Regions from separate parts of the Homo sapiens genome. Here region 2 is linked to region 1. Evidence: chromatin loops called from intact Hi-C (ENCODE). Cell type or tissue: mammary epithelial cell. All regions are shown on one strand. Each heading gives the region's core, and the rest is flanking DNA. Links, peaks and the distances in the headings are about the cores only. Region 1 overlaps TRAK1 (trafficking kinesin protein 1). Region 2 overlaps ULK4 (unc-51 like kinase 4).

Region 1 (8,000 bases), core at 1-8,000:
TTGAGGTCAGGAATTCGAGACCTGACTGGCCAACACGGTGAAACCCTGTCTCCACTAAAAGTATAAAAATTAGCCAGGCATAGCGGCGCACGCTGGTAATCCCAGCTACTCAGGAGGCTGAGGCAAGAGAATCACTTGAACCCGGGAGGCAGAAGTTACAGTAAGCCAAGATCACGCCACTGCACTCCAGCCTGGGCGACAGAGCGAGACTCTGTTTTTAAAAAAAAAACAACTGTATATTTGATTTTTCTGTGACATGACCAGCCTTATAAACATTAGCAGCAAATTTTCAGATGCTTTAAAGGCCCAAAGAATTAGGACATGGGATAGGATTATGGAGATGGCCCGTGCAGCTCTCCTTAACCTTGGCCACAAGGCCAAAAGCCCCACAGACCCCCTATGGAAGGAGACACCATGTTTGCCTCAAGGGGAGGACACATCCAAGGCCTGACATCAGGTAAACGTAACAGAAGAGTCTTCAAGAATTCCCCAGGAGGCCAGGCGCAGTGGCTCACGCCTGTAATCCCAGCACTTTGGGAGGCCAAGGCGGGCGGATCACGAGGTCAGGAGATCGAGACCATCCTGGCTAACATGGTGAAACCCTGTTTCTACTAAAAATACAAAAAATTAGCCAGGCGCAGTGGTGGGCGCCTGTAGTCCCAGCTACTAGGGAGGCTGAGGCAGGAGAATGGTGTGAACCCCGGAGGCGGAGCTTGCAGTGAGCCGAGACTGCGCCACTGCACTCCAGCCTGGGGGACACAGCAAGACTCCGTCTCAAAAAAAAAAAAAAAAAAGAATTCCCCAGGAATGCTTTCACCATGCCAAACATCAAGCCAGACCATTGTCTCACCGTCCCAGCAATGTGGCACACAGAGATTTGCCTGTTATTACAGATCAGTAAGCTGGGATGCACGAGGGCTGCGGCACATCTTGTTGGTCAAGTTGATTCAGCTAACTAAGCAGCAGATCAGGTAGGAGCAGCCTCAGCTGTTCCACTAAAAGCTGTGATCTCCCCTCCAACACCTGCTACCCAGCTCCTAGGAGGGTGCACTTGAAATGCTGGGGAATTCCCAGGATGTCATCATCAGGAAGTTTTTGTTCTAAACAGGTGGAAGACTTCATACTTGTGGTAGGCATGTAAAATGAAACATAATCACAAATTAGGGAGGTGTTGGAATAATTTTCCCCTTTAAAGCACAGGAAGCAGTAGCCGGGCGCGGTGGCTCACGCCTATAATCCCAGCACTTTGGGAGGCTGAGGTGGGCGGAACACGAGGTCAAGAGATCGAGACCACCCTGGCCAACTTGTTGAAACCCCGTCTGTACTAAAAATACAAAAATTAGGTGGGTGTGGTGGCATGCGCCTGTAAACCCAGCTACTTGGGAGGCTAAGGCAGGAGAATCACTTGAACCTGGGAGGCGGAGGTCAGGTTGCAGTGAGCTGAGATCACACCACTGCACTCCAGCCTGGTGACAGAGCGAGACTCCATCTCAAACAAAACAAAACAAAAAAAAGCACAGGAAGCAGAGGCAAGAATTTACTAACTTGTCTGCAGAACCACGGAGGGTCAGGAACCTGCACAGGACAGGAGCTTATTCAAGCTCCTGCTGTGAATGGACACTGCCGGCCCACCATGGAGGAAAGGAACCCTTTATGCTCTCTGTGGTCACCATTTCCCCACAGTTACAATTCACATTAGTAACAAGCTAATGTAAACAAGTCAAAATGTGTTCTCAAATAAGTCACAAATGAAGGGCATCAATTTCCTGACCAATCCCAAAGCCCAAAGGTCCATGGCTTCAGGTAGATATGCAATAACAACAGCCCAAAATCCCACCAACCCCCAGCCTGTCAAACCATCAAAAGGCCAGGCTCAACCATAAGGAGAGGCTTACCCCTCGGCATCGCCTCCTTGCCCAGTTACTGTAATGCCCCATGGTGGCCGGCCACATTGTGGCTGGTGCCATTTCTGGAAAAGAGCTTTTTATTTATTTATTTTTTTATTTTTTGTTTTAAATAGAGATGGAATCTCACTGTGGTGACCAGGCTAGTCTCGAACTCCTGACCTCAAATGACCCTCCCATCTCATTCTCTCAAAGAGCTTTTTAAATCATACTATTGCTCTTTAAAAACCTCCCAGCTCCCTATAAAGTGCTTCATCATTCTGCCTCTACGTTTCTACAGGAGAGGCTACTGAGTGTTTCCCAGTATGCAATTGCCACTTCTTCCTTTTGGTCATGCAACCCCCAAGATGTGGCTGGGCCCACGGCCAACCAGCTAAAAACTGTGTTTCCCAGCTTTCCCTGCAGTAAGGTGTATCCACATGCCTGGTTAACAGGATGTAACAGAACTTCCAAGTCATGCCCTTTCCGTCTGTCCAGTTGCAGAGTTGGCCTGGTGCTGGAGCCATGCTTAGCTAAATTAGTAAAGGCAATGCCCAGGAAATGACCAGAGCTACCTCAGCTGCCTGAAACACCCTGGACCTCCTTCCACTTGAACTTTTAAAAGTAAAAGAAATAAACAACTACCTTATTGAGGCTACAGTTCCAATTACTTTGGTCTCTGTTAAAGCAGCTAACTCAACACCCTAACAGCCTTTCTTATCAAGCCCAGCCTCTGCTATTTTCTCCAATTTCCCTTCACTTAAGGCATACCAACTTCTCACCATTTTCCAAACACATTTTTTTCACAAATCTGAGTTTTTAGACCAGCTGTTTTAGCTCCCTAGAATGCCCTTCACTGCCTAGCAAACTCCATCTTAAAATATCATTCAAATGTCACTCTCTATTGCAAAGCCTCCCTTAACCTCTCTTCTCTGGCTTCCACAGTTCTCAGTACATAAATGACTTCACTACGATGTTAGAAGTGTATTCTCTGTGGCTCTTCCCTACTAATTGTGAGCCCCTCAAGAGAAAAGGCTTTGAATTATCCACCTTACCTTCAGCCCAGCCCTTACTACTTTGCCAGGCAACAGTAAGTGTGAGAAGAGTGATGGAACAAGGGAAGGAGAGAGCAGCAGCCGGTGGCAGGACTAGTCTGTGAATCCCCTGCCTGTCCAGGACAGACACATGCCCAGCCTGCAACATGAGGCAGGTGGAGCCATCTAGTGTCAAGGTCTTTTCAAACCCACCTCAGTATCACCCTAGGTCTTTATCCAGCATAGAGGAAAGTCCCATGGGATGGTAAATGTCCCCTCAATTGCTCAGCAGATGTCAATCCAATACCTACCATTCTTATGACATCACTTTGAAAGTAAAATAACCTAAAAGGACTCTTTACCTCTTCAGAGGTATAACCCTTCCTAGGTTTTTCCCAAGGCGTAAGATTTGGAATGGACCCTCCTACCCAGGATGTGGGCTTCAGTTAGGGCCACCAGGGAGTGAAGAAAGTGTGCTGGAGCCTGCTTGGCACCTGGAAGGTGCAGAGCTGCAGAAGCAGCTGTGTCCATTCTCCACCTGACTGGGGCTAGATCCTCACCTGCAGAGAGCGGCTAGGAGGAGACTCCTCCGTCTAGGGATTTGCACTGATTCTCAGGTGACATGCCAGCTTCACAAAACCTGCCAGGTGCCTGAGGCAATGCTTACATTTTACAGCAAAGGCAATAGCTCTAAATTAGTGTCCAACATTTAACACTCAGAGAACCTCATGTAAATACAGATCTCAGCGGGGCGCAGTGGCTCACACCTATAATCCCAGCACTTTGGGAGGCCGAGGCGGGCAGATCACTTGAGGTCAGGAGTTCAAAACCAGCCTGGCCAACATGGTGAAACTCCGTTTCTACTAAAAATACAAAAAAAAAAAATTAGATGGGCGTGATGGTGGACGCCTATAATCCCAGCTACTTGGGAGGCTGAAGCAGGAAGAACTGCTTGAACCCGGGAGGTGGAGGTTGCAGTGAGCCAAGATCGCAGCACTGCACTCCAGCCTGGGCGACAGAGTGAAACTCCCTCTAAAAACAATAAAAATACAGCACTTTGGGAGGCCAAGGTGGGCGGATCACAAGGTCAGGACATCGAGACCATCTTGGCCAACATGGTGAAACCCCGTCTCTACTAAAAATACAAAAATTATCTGGGCGTGGCAGCACGTGCCTGTAATCCCAGCTACTCGGGAGGCTGAGGCGGGAGAATCGCTTAAACCCAGGAGGCAGAGGTTGGGCAGTGAGCCGAGATCAGGCCACTGCATTCCAGCCTGATGACAGAGCTAGACTCAGTCTCAAAAAAAAAAAAGAAAAGAAGAAATACAGATATGTGGACTCTCAGAAGAAGTCAGCCTATCTAGGATCAAGGGACCTCCTCCTCCACAGAGGAGTTAAATGCTCTGAGTGGTGGCCACCTCCAGAGAGGGAGTGCGATCATTCCAACAGGGTTTCTGGGCCTCGTGCCTGCACGCTGGAGCTTGAGGGCTCTAAGCCCAGGAGAACAGGGACCTGAGTAGCTGCAAGGTGAGCAGAGTGTGCAGAAGAGCTGTCTAGAAGGAAAGTAGCCCTAGACACTCACCCAGTTGGCAGGAGATCTGAGAAAACAGCAAGGGGAGAGGGAAGAATAAAAGACAGGAGAGAGAAAGAGGAAAAACCTAGTGAGAGAAAGCTCAAGCAAAAGCAAAGGAGGAGAGAAGAACAGGAGAGGGAGGAAAGGAATGCCAGAAAGAGGCAATGGCAGGAAACCAGCACCACAACTGCCACCTGCTGGAAGCCGAGAGGCCCTGGGTGCCGGCCAGGAGCACAGTTTCAAGAGTTTGGAGAAAGGACGCCCAGCCTCGGTTCTGCCCCCTCAACTTCGTCCTATCACTCTGGCAAATCACATGTTCATATGCCTGGGACTCAGTTTCTTCCTCTGTAGAACAAAGGTAAGTGGCTGCAGAAAAGCTTTCTTCATACCCTAAATTTCTCTGAGCGGTGAGAGCAAGAGTTGCACATTCTGAGGGCTGTGTCTGGGGGGCAGCCGCCACTCACAGCACTTCCCGGTGACGCCCCCAGTCCTTGACATGCTGACTCCACCCAAGAGACCAGGGATCTGTATTTTTATGAGAGTCCCTGATTTCTAAATGTTGAATACTGAGGGCCAGATTAAACATGCATGCCTCCAGTCTGCACACTGGGACTTCCATCCTGGCGCCACACTCTGGGACTTCAGAGAATGCTACAGACCACATTAAAGGTGACAAAGAACAAGAAAAGGGACCTTCGCTCATCAAATAGTGGCCACCATACAGAGGTCCATCTTTTTTATTTTTTTCCTCCCTGTCCCTCTCCCACTCCATTTCTTTACCCACCAACTTTCCACTTGGCCATCAGAGAGGTGGGTGCAGAGCATGACCCCTGGCTATGCTTGGGGAGGCAGGCGCTCTGGCTAGAGGCAATAACCCTCTCTCATGACACATTACCCATGGCAGTGACTGCAAACCCACAGCAATGTTTTAATGACTTCACAAGACAACACTCCTCACCTACTCAGCCACTTGGAAACCATTCTGTACAGACTTGGAAACAATTCCATTTTCTTAAAATTATAAGGATTAAAGGGCAGGAATAAAGACTCATACATAGGCCACACTGGTGCTGGAGATGTATGTGATACTTTGTAAGTGGTATCTGACAGACAACCTTCTAGAAAATTCCTCTCTATCAAGGGACTATGCAGTTTACAGCTTTAGCTGAACATCTTCAGAGATTCAGTCTTAGTAATTACTTTCCATACCACAAAAGTTGTGATTCCACAAATTACAAAGAGGACATTAGAGCTAAAAACTACTGGCGCAACCTCCTCATTGAATGGAAAAGGACACTGTGTTCAAGCTGAGGAGGTGGCCAAATGTCACAGAGCAAACCAGCAGCAGACTCGAGATGGGTGCTTGGCCTGCGGCAGGTCCCACCATGCAAGAGGCCTCGGGATGTAGCGACAGCACCTCCAGATGCTGATTCGCTTTCCGCTGTTTGCCCAGCACCCGGAACCCTGCCTGGTAACTAGTAAGTGTTCAATAAATGTTTGCTGAACAACGCAAAGCACTTGTATCTATTACTGCCTTTCATTTACTCTCACAAGCCAGCAGGCAGTGCAGGATGAGGATTGGGAACACATTTCATAAATGAGGAGACCCAGATCTAAAAGACAGAAGGGGAAACTGTGGCCCTGCAAGGTTCAGAGACATGGGGGAAGTCTCAAGGCTAAGCAGTGGCAGAAATGGAAGCAAGACCTCCGACTCCACCCTGGCTCACACCCCAGCCACAAAGGGACAAGGGATAGGTCCAAGTCTTCCTTTTCTGCCTCTCTCCCCACTGAGGGACAGCTCACTTGCTGTGAACAGCAAAGGGGATCTCCAGAAGAGAGAAGGACAAGCAGAGAAACCCTCATAGGATGGGAAAGGAAAGACTAACTATGCTTCAGAGACAGGAACGAAAACCAACACTGGGGAGTTCTCTAGAATTCCATGGCCTTAATTACCAACAGAAGAAACGCTTTCTAAGAAAACGGACACAAAATTACACAGTTGAGTTCCACATAGCCTGGTGTCACGTACCGAGTTACCATCTACTCACACATACATGCACCAGCCCCGGTGACACATACCCCCAAAGAAGCAGTCGCACAGAGACAGCCAATCCAGCCGACTCAGCCGTGTTTGGAAACAGGGTGTCCGACGTGAGGCTAAAGGGCAACTGAATGTGGCGCATTCCACTTGGGCATGCCAGTTTGTTGCTCAACAAGAAAGGACAAGAAGGGCAGGGCAAAGGAAAGGGAGGAAGGATCCTGTTACGGAGGCCCCAAAATGTCACAACTAAAAAAAAACAGGCGATAATTACAGTACAGGTTATTAGTGTTAGATTGATTCTAATATTAAAACACAAAGCAAAAATTGTACACAAATTTATTTTAAACGTGAAAGTTAACGTGTATAAGTTCAGCCCAGAGTTAAATCTCCAGGAGAATACTCAAAAAATAGACTATTACTGTCGATTTGAATTTGTTTTGCTAGGAAATAAAAAGATAAAATACTTTTGATTTCCAATAGTCTTGGTAACTTCTCTTAAAAGCATATGTTGGCTGGGCACAGTGGCTCACGCCTGTAATCCTAGCACTTTGGTAAGCGGAGGCGGGCAGATCACTAGAGGCTAGGAGTTCGAGATCAGCCTGGCCAACACAGCAAAACCCCATCTTTACAAAAAATACAAAAATTAGCCAGACGTGGTGGTGCACGCCAGTAATCCCAGCTACTTGGGAGGCTGAGGTATGAAAATCGCTTGAACCCAGGAGGCAGAGGTTGCAGTGAGCTGAGATCGCACGATTGCACTCCAGCCTGGGCAACAGAGGGAGACTCTGTCTCAAAAAAAAAGAAAAAAAAATTAAGTATGTTACATGCTACAATTATCAAATAACCAAGGGAAGATTATTTTACATGAAAATATCCAGTGCTGTATGAATGTAATTAAAGTGCTCACAACTGAACTAGTGTTTAGACAGATGGAGCTGGTGTAAATTGGAACAACACTTGCAGTAAACAGTTTGACAGTATGTTTAGAGAACCAAAAATGTGTCCATGATCCTTAAACCAGTAATTGCACCTGGGATTAAATCTAAGAAAGGAATAAAAACAATCTGAAGTGTAAAATTCATAAGCATGTTTACGGTACACGTGACAAAGTTAAAAACATGCATAACCAGGTTCCTCAAAAAGTCAAACACAATTGCCATATGTTGCAGCAATTTCACTTCAGCAAATTCCTGCCACTGCTTATATTTCAAAAGAAGTGAAAGTGGGAACTCAAACAGATATTTATACACCCGTGTTCTTAGTAGCACAGATAAAAACAATCCTAACACCCATCAGCAGATGAATGGATAAACAAAATGTGTAGATATACTGAAGTATTATTCAGCCACAGTAAGCAATGAAGTACTGATATACGCTGCAACATGGTGAACCTTGAAAATATTATGCTAAGTGAAAGAAGCCGGCCTCAAAAGACCACATATTGAATGATTCCATTCATATGAAATGTC
Region 2 (12,332 bases), core at 1,971-9,970, 220 kb after region 1:
TAGCTATTTTTCATAATGGAGCTACTTCTTTTTGTGAGTTCATATGTCTGGCAGAGTAACTTTATTATGCTAAGTTTGATGAGCATTGGGGCATTTTCAACGTGGGCTTTCTAGAACAATTTGTGTTATCTTTACCAGGGGTGTCCAATCTTTTGGCTTCCCTGGGCCACATTGGAAGAAGAATTGTCTTGGGGCACACATAAAATACACTAACGATAGCTGATGAACTAAAAAACAAAAAAAATTGCAAAAAAAAATCTTACAATGTTTTAAGAAGGTTTACAAATTTGTGTTGGGCCACTTTCAAAGCCGTCTTGGGCTGCATGCAGCCCATGGGCTACGGGTTGGACAGGCTTGCTTTAGACAATATTCTGTGTTTCTTTTTTTCCCTCTTATAACCATATTTGATAGTTTCTGGGAAGCCTTAATCAGTAGAAATTTTTGTGTTTAACTTTTAATTTTAAACTACTTTTAGTCTTAGAGAAAAGTTTCAAAAATAATTGAGAGTTCCTGTATACCTTTTGCCCAGCTGCTCTTAATGTTCACATCTTATAGGTCTGTAGTATAGTTAGCAAAACCTGGGAATTAAAATTGGTATAGTGTTAGTCAGGCAGGATAATCCCTATCTGTTCCTCCTTTTGGAGGGCAGTAGAATGTGGTAATTGGAGTGGCATAATACTTGATTAATAATTGTGCACTTTCCAATTCATGCTATTATGGCTTCCTGGAGTGGTGTCTTCTCTGATATAACCATTAACCATCCTTCAAGACCTCAACCCACCTTCTACCTCTCTGTAAACCCAGTCCTAACTATATCAACTAAAGTGCTTGCTGTATTCTCTAAACTACTATTTACAAAAAAATTCTTTCTGTCCAGTGTTTTCTCTGTAGTTATGTCCTGCATGTTTTGAATTGTGAAATATTTTGTTGTTTATCGAATGTTTGTCTCATCTTCCCAACTAGGATGTCAGCTCTCTGAAAATAGGATTGTGTCTTTTATATCTTTGTATCCCCATTAGCACTTGGCATAGAGCCTTACCTTGGCAGGTACCCAATAGATATTTGTTGAATGACTGAATTTCTAATTAGAGGTAAATTAGCTAAAAAGTAAGCCAAGATAGGAGTGAATGTTTTCTATGAAGCTTTATTTTATTACAGATATCAATTGAAATGATTATAAAAAATATTATCTATATTTGTGTGTTTTAATCCGAAAAGTCATTGTTCTTATTCTTTTTGGTAACAAATTTTGCACATTCTTTTTTTGTCCTCATTGATTTATTATCTGACATAAGGGACATATAAGGAGACAGATATCCATCTTAAAAATTGTCTCAAAAGCTTTCTTTTTTTTTAAACCACAGATAATGAAACAGCCACCAGTTAAATTTGATGCAAAAATATTGCATCTACCAACATATTCAGGTAGGATCATAAAGGACTTATCGAACATGTAGACTCTTTGTATACAGATACAAATATGAAATTTATTTGCAAATAGAATATATGTGAATAACTAAATTTATTTTGTCTTGACAATTGGCTATATTCTTGGGGCAGTGTTACACGAATTGTAAACAATCTGTAATTCATTTGTGCCAGCTGTTGACATTTCTTAGCTGAGTCTGGGCTGCCCAGTCCTATTGTGGGTGGGGAGGTTCCTGTAGATCTGGGCAAGTTTTCCTGTAGAGTGGGTGGGAGGTCTTCTCCTCCCTTCCCTTAGAGCTGGTTGAATTTCCACCATTTATGGCTGGTATAGGTGCACAGGGTTGGGGACAACAATGAAGGATTGGGATTCTATTAGAGGGACCAGGACATTTGAGAATGGGACTAGGTGGTTCATGACTGTGGAGGTGGTGTGGGAGTGGAGATACTTAAGGGATAATTATTACATTTCTGTTGAGCTAATGAAAGTCTTATTTAGGGTGACCATCAGAAATTTTTACATACCTTAAATTGGTTTTTTCGTTTAACAAATTATATTTTAAGCTGTTAAACTCGATTTGGGGAAAATTATTCATCGTGGCTAGAGTAGAATCTATGATTTGAAGTAAATTTAAAATATATTTAGGTTTAAATAAACCAGCTAAGGGTTTATATTGGTCAACTTAATTACTGATAAAAACAAAAAAGAAACTGTGTAGAAGGACGTTTTTGAAAGGCCAAGTGAAGCAAAGTATTATTAATAGTGCTTTCAGTGCCAAGTAGGACTATTTACGCAAACCTAGAGAATTATCACCTGGAAATACTATTTCCCTTTTCTTCTTTGAGTTATTTAGGAGATTATATTTACAATTTATTTTGTCTAAAGATAGAGATCAGCCAAAAATATGTTAATTTTAGGGGGTATCACATTTCCTAGATTTTGCCTTTTTTTTGTATAGGGATTTGGAGGTAGGAATTTCAGGTGATTTTTAGCTATCATGTTATTCTCGTTATTTTTTTTACAATAATTTTATTGGAACTTTTTAAGAACTGTAGGATTTGTGCTTTTCTCAATATTTGAGAGTTGATTTATTTATACAAAGGCTCTTTTGTCTTTTACTCCAGTTGTATTGAACTTTGCATTTTGTTATAGTGTAGGTTGTGGGACAGTTCTGCTTTAGACATCTGCTTTATTTGAAAGTATAGTTTTCCATTGAAGTGGTTAAAAAGTTTCCGTGGATAGATAAAGAGATTAGGAATATAGAAGGACGAATAAAAATAGTGTCATCTTTGGAGTATTTTTGGTTTTGACAGTGTAATGTTTGTCCTCATCTTAGCTGTCGTAATTCTGTGTTTATTTCTTATGTAATGTTTCCAGCAGTTCTTTTTCTCATCATATGTACTTTTATTATTTTCTTTCCATCGCAGTGGATAAGTTATTATTTCTGAAAGATCAAGATTGGAATGACTTTTTGCAACAAGTGTGCTCGCAGATCGACTCCACTGAGAAGAGCATGGGGGCCTCCCGAGCCAAGCTGAATCTCCTTTGCTATTTGTGCGTGGTGGCTGGTCACCAGGAGGTGGCCACCAGGCTCCTCCATTCCCCCCTGGTAAGCCTGTGTGACATGCCTTATGCATTTTAATTTGTGTTTTTATAGAGGCTCAAACAAGTGCTAAAATAACAATTTGATTTAACTACCACAAAAAAACTGATTTATCACGATTTTAGGTTTATGAAAATTATCCTCTGCTTAATCCTTAGGTCCTAAAGTAGATGACAGTAGATGGTGATTTTGAACTTATTTTGTTTGTTTGTTTGTAATACTCAGGTTTCCATTTTATGTTAACTTGTAAGATTTAAAAAAAAATCTGAAATCAGGCTGGGCGTAGTGGCTCATGCCTGTAATCCCAGCACTTTGGGAGGCCAAGGTGGGTGGATCACCTGAGGTCAGGAGTTCGAAACCAGCCTGGCCAACATGGTGAAACCCTGTCTCTACTAAAAGTACAAAATTAGCTGGGTGTGGCAGTGCACTCCTGTAATCCCAGCTACTTGGGAGGCTGAGGCAGGAGAATCACTTGAACCCGGGAGGCAGAGGTTGCAGTGAGCTGAGATCGCACCACAGCACTCCAGCCTGGGCAAAAAAAGTGAAACTCCATCTCAAAAAATAAAAATAAAAAAAAAGTGATATCATAAGACAGACCTTTTACCTTCTCATTAGTGACTGGAATGAACTCCCCATGTGGAATGGGTCGGGGGTGTCGGTTCCTTTACTGGGTCATCTGGTAAACTGCAGGGTTTCTGATGTGACATTGAAGGAAGACATCAATCCTCTAAGACATTTTTTTCCTCTTCCCCTGGGAATATTACTTTTTGGACTGTCTTGGTCTGTTGGTAAGCTCAAGGGAATTTGTCAGAGTTTTTTTGGTTTTTGTTTCTTTTGGCTCATGTTTAAGCATCGATTGGCAGAGTTTTTGAAGTCATCCTCAGAGAGGAATTACAGTGGTTCGGAGGTGTTTTCTATAGTGGTCCCTCATTTGGGAATTGGCTTGAAAAAATTTAAGTTCATTTGCTTCCAGGATAGTATTAAGGTTACTTTTTTTGATAGTTGGTGTGTGTCTATCAGGTAAGGGCAGTCATTTAGCGAATATAAAGTGGTAGGAGAAACTAAAAATACTGTTCTTAGTTTTTATTTTAATCTTATTCGTATACTAGTGCCTTTGTAATTTAGTAAATACCATTTTTGGTGTACAGTGTAAATTTCCTTTGTATAAAGTCCTGAGCTGTTAACTTTGCTGTCATTTTCTGTGTTTTGTGACTTAAACATTTTAATTTTTTCTTTTCTTTACACTTAAATTTCTTATTCTAGTTCCAATTGCTAATCCAGCATTTGCGGATAGCTCCAAACTGGGATATGTAAGTAACGTTTATATTTTAAAAATTATTTTTCATGACTTTATTAAGTAGTTACAGAGCACATATTTATCAAAAGCAGAGTCCTAAATAATTATCATAAATTATTCTGATGTAATGATGACTCTACTCATAGGCAATTTTTATGGGCATTCCAATGATAAATTTTAGAATATTAAAAATAGCCCTTCTCCTAATATTACAAATACAATTCTGGGATTATCTAAGGTACTCCTGGAAACTTTATTAACTGTTATTGTTTTTTTATTTTCTTAGAGACAAGGTCTCTCACTATGTTGCACAGGCTGGTTTTGAACTCCTGGGCTCAAGTGATTCTCCCATCTCTGACTCCCAAAGTGTTAGGATTACAGGTGTGAGCCACTGTGCCTGGCTAACTGTTACTGTTTTGAGTATTGATTATAAAATACTTAAACCCTGATCCCTGTGTATTAATTTAGTTATACTTCCTCGAAGTTTCCCTTGGCCACCCTTATCTTTCCCTCATGTAGCACATAGCTTCCCTAGATGTTATTTACAATCTAATGGGATTATGATTTATAAACTCCCGATGGAAGGAAGTGTCCTTGCTTTTTACAGAAGCAACATACCAGGTGGAGAGCACAGTAGATCAAGTGTTAGAAGGCTCTGGGTTCTGTTTGCCAATAAGACTTGGCCAAATGATTATCTTTTTCTCAATCTCTGCTTCCTGGGGACTGTGGGTGGGACAAGGAAATGGCATAGGTTTAGGATTCAGACAGACCTGGGTGTGGATCAAAGATCAGCTTTCTGGGCCAAGTACTTTAATTGCTGAGCCTCAGTTTCCTCATCTGTAAAATTGGGATGGGATAACTGCTTCATAGATTTTTGGTAATTATTCAACTTTGAATGAGGTAAATATATGAGATACCTTGTATAGTGCCTGATTCTTAGTGGGTATTTCATTTACAATGGGGTTGGGGTTGTAGAAGTTGTAGTTATTATCATCAAGCTTGCTTATCTCATGATTGTTAGGACAGGCACATGAAAAAATGGAGGCGAAAGGATTTTGTGGATTGTGGCACTGGTATGATAATAATTATTCTTCTATGTTGGTGAAATATGGGTGAACCAATAGAAGTTTAGAAAATGCTTAATAATAAGGGTAGTTCTTACTATACATCTTCTAATGTTACTCTCCCAAAGTAAAATCTGGTAATAAAAAGTAGGATTTTTAGGTAATGGTTGAGTATTTAATACTTTGAGAAGGCTCATGGTATGCTCATTAAAAATGAATCAATGAAATACTTATTTAAACACCTTTATTTAAAATGTGTTATATCCTTGAATGGGGTGCCCCCTGCTGACATTTTAAAACAGACATTCCAGATCATTTCCAAGTACAGTCATCCTTCTGTATCAGCCCGGAGATTGGTTTTAGTATCCCCTTGGATACCAAAATTCACACATACTGTTTTTTTCCCCCACTTTTAAAAATTGAAGTTTGATTGTAAAACAGTTTTAATTTGAATAAAGTGATACTGAGGTAGACAAGTTCTCTGGTAGGAATCCTCTTTTATTCTTTCTCCATTCAAAGCCACTTCCAGCGACGTTTTCTCTGACCTCAGGTTATATTACCTTGACAGCATATGATAAAGGGTCCTTAACTTAGTCTGGGAGATAATTATTATTGACGTAGATATATTTATTCTTTAGTTTTGTTTTGTATATAAAAAATTAGAATCACATGATATAATTTTATGTTTGTTTTCCCCTGTAACATATATATTACGTATTGTAAATGTTATTATTAACATTTAAAAATAAAATACATAATACTTAAGATAAACTTTTTATATGTTGTGAATATCTGATCATTTTATTTACTATTTTTGGATAGTATTATAATGTTGTAAATAATATTTTGATGAACATTTTTGAGAATAAATCTTTGTGCCTGCTTTTTCTTTTTCTCTTTAGGGAAGATTTGTAGAATTAGAACAGATGGATAGAAGGCAGTAAATATTTTTGTGACTTCTGAAAAATTGCTGAAATACTCTTAAAAAAATTGTATCAATATATAATCCCAGTCAATGTGTTTAAAATGCCTTTTGTTAGAACTTCCAACATTGAGTATTTATCAAATTGTATATCCTTTTATCCTTGCCAGTCAACTTTGAGGTATAATTCACATATAGTAATAGTGTAATACTGTAATTTAAAAAATTTGTTAATTGTAAATTATGCATAATTTAAAATATTCCATTTTAGCCATTTTTATGTATATAATGGCATTTAGTTCATTCTCATTGTTGTATAACCATCACCACTATTCATTTCCAAAACTTTTTCATCATCTTAAACAGAAGCTCTTTACCCATTAAACAGTAACTTCCCCTTTCCTTCCCCAGTCCTGGTAACCTATACTCTACTTATTCTATCTTTGTGAATTTGCTTATGGTGAGTACCTCATATTGCTACTGAAATATCAAGGGGTTTGGTTTAAGTCCTGTTGCTCACAGCACAGAAAGCCAATCACGGAGACAATGAGTGTTGCTAGGGAAGAAGGCTTCAATTGGGTGCTGCAGCTAAGGAGATGGGAGATCAGTCTCAAATTTGTCTCCTCAACTGACTAAAACCAGGGATGTATTTAGCAGGGAAGAAATATAACCATGTATGGGAAAACAGGAATCAAGGAAGGGTGAGGAAGAGGAATTGGTCAACAGGAAGCAGGTAGTTGGTTAGGCAATTGTAATGGGTGAGGGGGTCTGGTGTCTTATGGTCCAGATATGGTGATTTGGTAAGTTTCAGTTCCTTGATAACTATCTGGGAGGCCTGATGGTTGGTTTCCCAAGAAAGGAACTCAGATAAGACAAATGTAACTTCCTCAAGTTTTAAGACTGGGAGGGTCAATTTCTACGTTTATTTTAAAAGACTGTAAACATCAGTTCTATAGGACAATTGGGCTGGTTTCATTTGCAAGGTTCATCCATGTTATAACTAACATGTGTCAGCATTTCATTCCTTTTTAAGGCTGAATAATATTCCGTTGTATGCATATACTACATTTTGTTTATCTTTTCATCTGTTGTTGGGCACTGGCTTGTTTATATCTTTTGGCTATTGTGAACAATGCTGCTGTGAACATTAGTGTTTTCTGTTTTTGTTTTTTGCTAACAGCTATCCTGATGGGTGTGAAGTAGTATCTTACAGTTTTGATTTGTATTTTGTGACTAGTGATGTTGAACATCTTTTCGTGTGATTGTTGGCTATTTGTATATCTTCTTTGGAGAAAGATCTAGTCAAGTCATTTGCCAATTTTTGAACTGAGTTTTATGTTGTTGAGTTGTAGGTATTTTTTATATATTCTAGATATTAACCCCTTGTCAGATAAATGATTGCAAATATCTTCTCTCATTACATAGGTTGCTTTTTACTGTGGCAAGTGCCTTTTTGAGATATGAATTTAGGAGGAATTTTTCTATTTTTCAAATAAGAGTTTTATACTTGAATAAGGTAAAGTAAATGCTCATCCATCATAAATTTTTTAATTAAAAACATAGTTTTCCTGTTTCTTTGCTGTAGTTCTTCTCTTGGTTGATTAGATTTTATCATTTGGTAGGTTTTTTTTTGTTTGTTTGAGACGGAGTCTCGCTCAGTCACTCAGGCTGGAGTGCAGTGGCACAATCTCAGCTCACTGCAACCTCTGCCTCCCGGGTTCAAGTGATTCTTCTGCTTCAGCCTCCCGAGTAGCTGGGATTATAGGCACCTGCCATCATGCCCGGCTAATTTTTGTATTTTTGTAGAGATGAGGTTTTACCGTGTTGGCCAGATGGTCTCCAACTCCTGATCTCAGGTGATCCACCTGCTCTGGCCTCCCAAAGTGCTGGGATTATAGGCATGAGCCACCGCGCCTGGCTGTTAGTATTTTTTGTTTGTTTTCAAGAAGGCCTCTCAGTGGCTTACCTCTGTGCCATGCTTTGGAGTTTGAGCTCTCTTCCTTGTACTAACTGTAGTTCTGTAGGACTTGTGGGTAAACCTTACCTTTTTTTTTTTTTTCCCTCTTCTGTGTGACTTGTTTGAGTTAGCTTTTCTTTTCATTTCAGGCCTGTAAATTTTACTAGATTGTCTCTAGGAATCTCTTTTTACTAATTTGCTCCTTCCTGCCTGCCTGCCTGCCTCCCTCCCTCCCTCCCTCCCTCCAGTCCCGTCTTGTCCCGTCCCTTCCTTCCCCGCTCCCGTCCCTTCCTTCCCCGCTCCCGTCCCTTCCTTCCCCGCTCCCGTCCCTTCCTTCCCCGCTCCCGTCCCTTCCTTCCCCCTCCCGTCCCTTCTTTCCCCGCTCCCATCCCTTCTTTCCCCCTCCTGTCCCTTCCTTCCCCCTCCCGTCCCTTCCTTCCCCGCTCCCGTCCCTTCCTTCCCCGCTCCCGTCCCTTCCTTCCCCCCTCCCGTCCCTTCTTTCCCCCTCCCGTCCCTTCCTTCCCCCCTCCCGTCCCTTCTTTCCCCCTCCCGTCCCTTCTTTCCCCCTCCCGTCCCTTCTTTCCCCCTCCCGTCCCTTCTTTCCCCCTCCCGTCCCTTCTTTCCCCCTCCCGTCCCTTCTTTCCCCGCTCCCGTCCCTTCTTTCCCCCTCCCGTCCCTTCTTTCCCCCTCCCGTCCCTTCCTTCCCCCTTCTGTCCCTTTCTTCCCCGCATCCCTTCCTTCCCCCCTTCCGTCCCTTCCTTCCCCCCTCCCATCCCTTCCTTCCCCCATCCCGTCCCTCCTGTCCCTCCTGTCCCTCCCGTCCCTCCCGTCCCTCCCGTCCCTCCTGTCCCTTCCTTCCCTCCCGTCCCTCCTGTCCCTTCCTTCCCTTCTTTTCTTTCTGTTTATTTTGAGACAGAGTCTTGCTCTGTCGCCCAGGCTGGAGTGCAGTGGCGCGATCTTGGCTCACTGCAACCTCCACCTCCCGGGTTCAAGGATTCTCCTGCCTCAGCCTCCCGAGTAGCTGGGATTACAGGTGTGCACCACCATGCCCAGCTAATTTTTGTATTTTTAGTAGAGATGGGTTTTCACCATGTTGGCCAGGCTGGTCTCAAACTCCTGACCTCAAGTGATCCACCTGCCTTGGCCTCCCAAAGTGCCGGGATTACAGGTGTGAGCCACGATGCCTAGCCTCTTCATCCCTCCTTTAGCTTTTATATTATTTCTTAGATTTCTTCCTATTTCATCCTTTTTCTGTTCCTGAAACCCCTACAGGATGGGTGTGGGAGTTTGTCTCTCTTGACTTTTCTTTTAAATTTTCTTTTGCTTTCTCACTTTCTCTTGTTTATTGAGGTATAATTCACATACCATAAAATTCACCATTTTAATGTGTACAGTTCAGTAGGTGTTAGTATATTGAAAGTTGTTCAACCATTGCCATTATCTAATTTCAGAACATTTTTCTCACCCAGCGAAACCCAGTACCCATTCTTCTCCAACCCCTGGCAACCACTCATCTACTTCCTGTTGGCTGATTTGCCTATTTTTGATATTTCATATAAATGGAATCATACAGTATGTGGCCTTTTGTGTCTAGCTTCTGTCATTTAGCATAATGTTTTCAAGGTTCATCTGTATTGTGGAATGTGTGAATACTTCATTCTTTTTATAGCTGAATAATCCTTGTGTGGCTATACCACATTTTGCTTATGTGGTCTTGATGGACATTTGGGGTTGTTTCCACATTTGGCTATTATGAATAATGGTGCGCTGAACATTTGTCTACAAGGTTTTGTGTGAACATACGTTTTTATTTCTCTTACAGTAGTGAGATTGCTGGATAAAATGATAACTCTGTGTTCAACCTTTTGAAGAACTGCCAAACTCTCTTTCTTATACTTTTGTTTTAGGTTCAGGGGTACATAATACAGATTTGTTATATAGGTAAACTCATGGGGGTTTCTTGTACAGATTATTTGGTCACCCAGGTACTAAGCTTAGTAAGTACCAATTGTTATTGTTTCTGATCCTCTCCCTCCTCCCACCCTCCACCCTGAAATAGGCCCCGGTGTCTGTTGTTCCCTCTTTGTGTCCATGCAAATTCTCTTCTTTTATTGCTCTTCCTTGACTTTATCTTTGAGCTCTCAAGCTTGGTATTTATCCCCACTCATTTTATTATTTAGGATTTCCAGTTAATTTTTTAATTTCAACAATCATATTTGAAAGGTTTTGTTCATTTTCTTTTTGTCTGATTGGTCCCTTTTCCTAGCTGCATATATTTGGTGTATCATATACTTCTGAATTTGAGATAAATATTAGGATTATAAAAATTCTCTTCTTGGGGCAGAATTTAGAATTAAATATTGTTATTAATATTAAAGGTTAAACATTAGGATTATATAATATAAGCCTGGAACCTGGACTTTGAAAAAAAGGGAACAAAATTAGGATTATAAACATTGTATTCTTACCTCTTGAACTTGTAGGTCACTTTTTCATCATGGTCCTGCTTTTTAATGCTGTTTATTTCTCAAATGCCTGGTGATCTCTGGTTCTTAGTTTATATTATGAATAAATGATTAAATTGATTGGTATAGAAGTTGGCAATGTGAGTTTCCTTTATGCTTGCCTAAGTCTCTTTCTCCAATAGCCTCTCCTTTAAATAAAGGGTTGGTATGTGGGTAGGTGGGGCCTGCTGACTGGTTGACTTTAATTTGGAATTCCAGCTGGCTGAAGATCAGGTAGGCAGGCTGGAGGCCTCTGCAATTGCCAGGGTGGGTTTTTCTTTGGAGTGGAGTTGGCTTTCCTCATTTACCCCTTCCCTGTTTCAGTATCTGGAGGACCACAGTCTCTGCTTCCCACATCCACACCTATGTCCCACCCCAAGGTGGATTGCTCACTGTAGGAACAATTTTCCACGTTTACCCCGGAGGCCAGGGCTGCAGGGTTTATTCTGTGTACCAAGGAAGGGTGATGGAAAAGAGGCAGGACCTGACTGACTAAACTGTTCCTTGTACAAGGACACAATTGTTCCTTGTGCAGTTGTAATCTGATGATTGTCCTGTGGCTCATTCTTGCTTTCTGTCTTAGTTTGTTCCAAGTCCTTGAGGCTTCCTTGGGAACGTCTGTCTACCTGTGATTCTTAGATAGAGGATTCCCTTGTTGGTTCTCTGTCAGTCTTAATTCTATCTATGCATGTCATCTGAGATTTTCTCAAACTTTCTAGTCCACTTTTAGCCTTCCTTTTTGTTTCTAGTTATCAGTTATCATTTAATAAAAAGAACTTGTATTTTAGAGACTCTAGAGGGATCAGAAAAGTGAGTGTCAAGTGTTTAGTCTGCAATCATTAAAGACAGAGAATGTCTCATAAGTTTAGATCTGTGTTACATGATTATGATTTATGGATGCTTTCTTTACCTTTCCCTTTTATTCTTTCTTTTGTTTCTTTTCCTTATTTATTTATTTTATTATTATTTTTAGAGACTCACTCTAAAAAAAATAGGGTCTCACTGTGTCCCCGAGGCTGGAATGGGACTACAGGTGCATGTTACCATGCCTGGCTAAATTAAAAACATTTTTTTTTTTCTTTTTGTGGAGACAGGGTCTCACTTTATTAGCCAGGCTGGTCTTGAACTCCTGGCCTTAGTGATCCTTCCATCTCATCCTCCTAAAGTGCTGGGGATTACAGATGTGAGTCACTTTACCTGGCCAAAGTTTTCATTTTTTAATATGATGTATAAGGTATATAGAAGTGCTTTTTTTTTTTTGAGACGGAGTCTTACTCTGTCACCCAGGCGGGAGTGCAGTAGTGGCATGATCTTGGCTCACTGCAACCTCCACCTCCTGGGTTCAAGCGATTCTCCTACCTCAGCCTCCCGAGTAGCTGGGATTGCAGGCGCCCACCACCACGCCCAGCTAATTTTTGTATATTTTAGTAGAGATGGGGTTTCACCATGTTGGCCAGGCTGGCCTTGAACTTCTGACCTCAAGTGATTCACCTGCCTCGGCCTCCCAAATGCTGGGATTACAGGCATGAGCCACCATGCCCAGCAGAAGTGCTTCTAAT

What was found. Hi-C counts contacts between places; a loop is a spot of excess contacts. Peaks named below come from ENCODE experiments on the same cell type or tissue, not always from the same donor. Only the 100,000 strongest peaks of a DNase experiment are listed, where the experiment ranks them.
Region 2: a loop joins it to region 1, with 5 times the contacts of the local background. A loop is called at or near these places in 41 of 110 quality-filtered maps.

What each region holds. Positions count from the first base shown.
Region 1 is chr3:42,114,054-42,122,053 of GRCh38, reverse strand. All of the region lies in intron 1 of TRAK1 (trafficking kinesin protein 1), which reads right to left. Among named protein-coding and RNA genes, the nearest start is that of TRAK1, 27 kb to the right of the region's middle. RefSeq lists an enhancer at 2,853-2,942. In mammary epithelial cell, for the core only: CTCF peaks have their summits at 3,092 (motif pointing left) and 4,695 (motif pointing left); DNase peaks (open chromatin) are centred at 1,023, 3,103 and 4,213; H3K27ac peaks cover 2,551 bases.
Region 2 is chr3:41,887,525-41,899,856 of GRCh38, reverse strand. ULK4 (unc-51 like kinase 4) reads left to right here. Exons shown (of 37, transcript NM_017886.4): 14 at 1,365-1,425; 15 at 2,854-3,035; 16 at 4,293-4,339. It also overlaps the pseudogene LOC124900553. Among named protein-coding and RNA genes, the nearest start is that of ULK4, 68 kb to the left of the region's middle. In mammary epithelial cell, for the core only: a CTCF peak has its summit at 5,695 (motif pointing left); no DNase peak of the experiment used is centred there.